Linked DNA regions of Homo sapiens: region 1 is linked to region 2. Evidence: read pairs that join two places in POLR2A ChIA-PET (ENCODE). Cell type or tissue: A673. All regions are shown on one strand. Region 1 overlaps PHC2 (polyhomeotic homolog 2). Region 2 overlaps ZNF362 (zinc finger protein 362).

Region 1 (2,500 bases), 99 kb after region 2:
TGCCAGCTGAGATACTCCTCCTCCTGTTCCATTCTTGAAACTTAATCATGTTTCAAAGCACAACTCAAATGTCTGCAGCTCCCATTAGAATTTAAACTCTTGTTCATCTCTTTAACACCCATAGTGTTCAGCATAATGTTTGGCACATAAGAGGTGCTAAATGAGTATCTGTTGAGCTACATAATTAAAGGGACAAATGGTTTGGGGATGACAGTGACTCTGAGCCATACCTCTTTCATTTGTGAAGTGGAATAATCACTGTTAAGATTAAGTGAGATATGTAGGTAAAGCATTTAGTGCAGTATGTGGAACATGGCTGTTCATTAACTGGTAATTATTACTATTAGCCCACAGCAACCAGGGAAATAGTCTAACAGAAGCCTAGGATGAAGAATTTCGGGAAAGAAGAAACGTCCAGCAAGGCCAAGTCCCTTTGTGTGTCAGTCTGCTTTCTCTCTCACACATACGTGCACACAGGCTCGTACACACAAAGATGTTAAGCAAAATATAAAGCCCCTCCACTGATAGCTGATGATTGTGGATTTTTCTCCTAACATAAAAAGAGATTCTTAGTCATCTAGATTTGGTGCTACAGTGGATAGCTGAAATGACCTTCATCAAAATCGTTGGGGATTTTAGCAGATGACAGTCCCACCTGTATGCTTTGGTTTTTATTGGATTCCCTAAGTAAAAGTGTGCTTGCAGTTTGGAGGCTGCTTTGGGAGGGAAATAGGGTACCCAAGAATCCTGGAATCAGCAACACTGCATTGTCCAGCCTATCACAGACAGAAATCACTGCCCCCTGCACAAAACGCTCTCTGTGTTCAAACAAAGCAGCTGTGTGGCCTTCCAGCAGAGTTCTCGCTCCTCAGCTGAGACCTGAGGCGGGCTGAGGATGCAGAACAAAGACCTGGCATCTGGAGGCCCAACTGGGTGAAAGGGCCCTGGCTTTTCAACAACCCGACAGTTCCCTTTTATCACAGCATATCCCTCCCAGTCAGCAACTTTCTCCTCACCTTTGGGCCTGAGTGTGCACCCAAAGCCTGGAGTTTATCCACTAGAATGAGGACTCCAAGAACCAAGTCTCCTATCTGGGGCTGTGGCCCACTCCCTTAGGACTCGGCTTCCCTGAAGGCCAGGCCCAAGGGACCCCTGCTGCCTGCCTCTCTTCTGCCCTCCATTGCTCAGTCCTCATGTCAGTGAGAAGGGCAAGCCAGGCCCTTCTCCTTCCCCTCCAAAGCCCAACCTCTTAGGCTCTGTTCTCCGCCCCTTACTCCCCTCCCCCACCTGCTCCCCCACCCCTATTCTCGGCATAAGGGACCTTTTCTATTTGCAGAGCCTGAAGAAGCCGGTTGCCAAGGTGACAGGAGCAGGAACAGCAGGGAGCTTGCCATGGGGGAGGGGCTTTGCCCCCAAACAGCTGTCAGTGGGAGCAGTCCCAGCTGGGACTGGAGGGTCTGCCTGCTCTGGGAGGAAACAGCCCCCAGGAGAACACATTCCTCACTGCCATACCCCCTCCTACTGGCCCACTGCAAGTCTCCACTGGTTACTTTCCCTGGGGGCAGCCAGCCAGCCAGCTCAAAAAATGCTCCAATAACAAACAAAAAATGTGTGCGCGCTCGCTTGCTTTCTCTCTCCCAGACACACACACACACACACACACACTTGCTTTCACACACACACACACACACACACACACACACACACGCTCAAGCACGCTCTTCTCTCCTGCTCTCAGATCCCTTGGTTCATTGACAGTGGGTTGGCTGGGCAGGAGGCCAGAAGTCACCTCTGCCCAGGGAACTGTATAGCCCAAGACAGGTGCTGCTCCTGGCTGCCGTGCACTAGGTCCTAAGAATGATTTCAGTCTTTTTGTCCAGAGGCCCTGAGAGGACCTTCCCCTACTAAAACTCCCCAGCTGCCTTCCATATGGGAGGTGGGAGTGGGGCAGCGCCATCTCTGGGCTTACAGAGAGGAAGGGGTGGGAGAGAGGAAGAATGAACAGGATGGTGGGAGGCAGGAACAATGCAGGCCCACTGCTTTGTGTCTCTGGGGAGAGGTTCTTTGTGGAGCTGCAGCTCACAGCTGCTCCATAGAAAGTTCTGTGGAGCCACTGGTCTCTGTACTGCATTCTAGCCAGGCACTGTTAGCCTTAGGCCCTCGGGCCTCAAGCCTGTCACCTGCTGGTGTTTACCTTTACATGGGGTCTCCACCAGACTCTGCAAACCCTCAATAGGCTTAGACCCCCCAGATACTTTCAGCTTTGGGTCAGAAACAGGAAAGGCTGAGGAGGCCCCAGATTACTGTAAGAACTGAGAGGGACGATCTGGCTTGAGATGAAGAACAGTGTTTGACTCAGCCAGCTATGGCCCCCAGTCCTGCCACTTACTACTTAGGTGACTTTGAGTGCGTGACGGATGTGGTAAGCTCCTGGAGAACCTCTCTGAGCTTCAGTTTGCTCATCTGTAAAATGGATAAAGACAGCTACCGGACAGGGATC
Region 2 (2,500 bases):
CTGCCCCACAGGCTGCCTGCCTTGGAGGTCCTGGGATATAGCAGGGAAGCAGGCTTCACTGCCTGCCAGGGGTTCCCTGTCCAGGACCCCTGAGACCTGTCTAGAAAGCTCCTGGGGGCCGGGCCAGAGCCAGGGTCCAGCAGTTGGCTTTCCTGTTTTTAGTTAATCTCAGACCTGGATCTTTGCCAGTCAGAAGAATGGTCCCTGTGGGTCCTGAAGGCCACCCAGAGCTACTGCCACCCCCCACCCCCTAGATGGCATTACTGGCTGGTCAGATTTCCATGTGGGTCTTTGGAATGTTGGGAAAGGCTCCCTTAGGCCTTAGAGAACCTAGCAACAGCAATGGCAGCTGACTGTTCAGGAGTCCTCACTGTGTGTCAGGCAGTGTTCGAAAGATTTTATCCATATTAGCTAACTTAGTCCTCAGTACAACCCATGGAGATACCATAATCATCCCCAGTTTACAGATGAGAAAATTGAGGCTTGGAGATTTAGGTAACAATCCCAAAGGCCTGAGCTGGGGCTATCTGCCTCCAGAATCCATACTTTGAACCCTTGAGCTGTCACATTTCCCCTTTAAGGGTCCAGGAGCCCAGACTATGATTTGGTTGAACCCCTTCACCTTATAGAGGCAGGAAAGGAGGCCCAGAGAGAAAATGGACTTGACAGAGGGTTCTGTTACCTCTGCCTGCACCAGATGCATGGTCTTGGGCAGGTTAGTTACCTCTCTGAGCCTCATTCCTGACCCCAAACAAAGAAGTGATGACCATAGAAGCTTGGGGGACACATGGGGACTGAAATTGAGAAAGGACCCAGGGTGAGGGCTTCTTAGGTCTCCTGATACATGCTTTGTAAGTGATTAAGCTGTCCGTTCATGTTCTAAGCATCTTTCTGAATATATGTTATATTTCAAAACACTCACAGCATCTACCTCATGGGGTCGTTAGGAGCCAGAGTGAGAAATGCTTGTAAAGTATCTTAAGGTGCCTGGCATGGAGGAAGCAACTATTATTATTATTGCCATCATCATTTCATACAAGCAGAAGGAGTTCCCTGTGGGGATAGGAGCTGGGGGTCCCCAGGAGAAATAGAAGTAGGGAGGGGGATGTGCTCCAAGCCTGTAGAACATTCTCTCAGAACTGAGAGAGTGTCATGGCCCCTTCCCTAGATGAGGGCACTGAGGCTCCCAGAGAGGCTCAACCGCCCTCAGTGTCTCTGGGTAGCTGGAGGTGGGAATGGGGGGCCCAGAGGTTGAGGGTGTTGGGGAGGGGGAGGGACAGTGAGGGGAAGGGGCAGGCTCCCAGCTCCCACTGACCTGGGCACAGACAGCAACCCCTCCTGCTCTGATTAGCCCTGCCATCACAATGAAAACAGCCCTTCCCAGCCCCGTGGGGCTGCGGAAACCCGGTCTAATTGGATCCAGGACCCTGGGAGCCTCTTTCCTTCCGGGGAAGGAAGTTCCCAGGAGTGTGTTTCTGGTGCTGGCCAGGACTGCCCAAAGTCTTGAGAGTGGGGTGGGGTGCAGTGGCTGGGGCTCAGGGTTCTAGCTGCTTGGAGTGGCAGAGGGCAGAGGGGCCATGGGAGGCAAACTTTGAGCGTGTCTCAGGAGCCTAAAACATGAGAAGCCTCAGTTTCCCTCTCCTAGACCATCTGCTTATCCTCTCCAGGCCATCCTTCTGGCCCCATACAGCTTGTCCATTGAAAACCTTGGCCATGGCCCTCCCTTGCTCAGGGACCTCCCATGTCCCCCCTATGTTCTTTCACCGGAGCACCTTAGCCTGCAACTCTGGTCCTTTATGAACGGCTCCAGCCACCCCACCCTTCTTCCCTTGTGAATTCCTGCACTATACCCCTGACCCACGTGATGCTGTGTGCTTTCCTGCCTCGGGGCCTTTGCACATGCAGTTCTTTCCACCTGCCATACTCTCCTTTGGCATCTCCCTCTTGCAATTTCCCCTTCCCCCATCAGTAAGTCCCACCTTCCTGAAGTCTGTTCTTCCCACAGTGAGATGAGTTCACCCTCCTGAGAATGCTGCCACTACCCTCCCTTCCCTCCCAGCCTGACTGCAGCAGTAGCTGTTGCCCCTCTCTGGGGGCAGGGATTATGTTTGAGAAACCTTTGCTCTCCCAGGGAGTTAACAGTTTTCCAGCTTCTGCACATGCTGCCCTTCTGCCGCAGTGGCTCTCCTGGCAAACTCGTCTGTCTTCACGGCTCACATGGAAAGACCCCTCCTCATCAATTCCCTCAGTGAACATCTGTTGAGTACCCAGTGTATACTAGGCACTTGAGGCCCTACTGCATGGCTGGCGCTGGGCTCTGGGGCTGCAGCAGTGACGGCTGATGGGGAGACAGGCCTAAAGCATATTTAGGTGCATGGTATTAATACAAAGGTGGGGTAGGGAGAAGGCAGGGGACCATGGGAGTGTATAACAGGGTAGCCCAATTCCTATGTGGGAAACGTCAAAAGTGACCTTTAAGTTGAGACAGGAGGGAAGACCT

What was found. ChIA-PET counts read pairs that join two places held together with the same protein. Peaks named below come from ENCODE experiments on the same cell type or tissue, not always from the same donor. Only the 100,000 strongest peaks of a DNase experiment are listed, where the experiment ranks them.
Region 1: POLR2A ChIA-PET joins it to region 2 with 9 read pairs; 2 of 35 experiments call an interaction of 5 or more read pairs at or near these places.

The regions. Positions count from the first base shown.
Region 1 is chr1:33,362,719-33,365,218 of GRCh38, forward strand. The region is part of intron 7 of PHC2 (polyhomeotic homolog 2); the gene reads right to left. It overlaps PHC2-AS1 (PHC2 antisense RNA 1), which reads left to right. Exons shown (of 3, transcript NR_125978.1): 3 at 348-527. Among named protein-coding and RNA genes, the nearest start is that of PHC2-AS1, 14 kb to the left of the region's middle. RefSeq lists an enhancer at 470-2,500 and a silencer at 1,430-1,724. In A673, a CTCF peak has its summit at 1,578; DNase peaks (open chromatin) are centred at 1,463 and 2,003; H3K4me3 peaks cover 970 bases; H3K27ac peaks cover 2,500 bases.
Region 2 is chr1:33,264,061-33,266,560 of GRCh38, forward strand. The region is part of intron 1 of ZNF362 (zinc finger protein 362); the gene reads left to right. Among named protein-coding and RNA genes, the nearest start is that of ZNF362, 8.8 kb to the left of the region's middle. In A673, no CTCF peak of the experiment used is centred here; no DNase peak of the experiment used is centred here.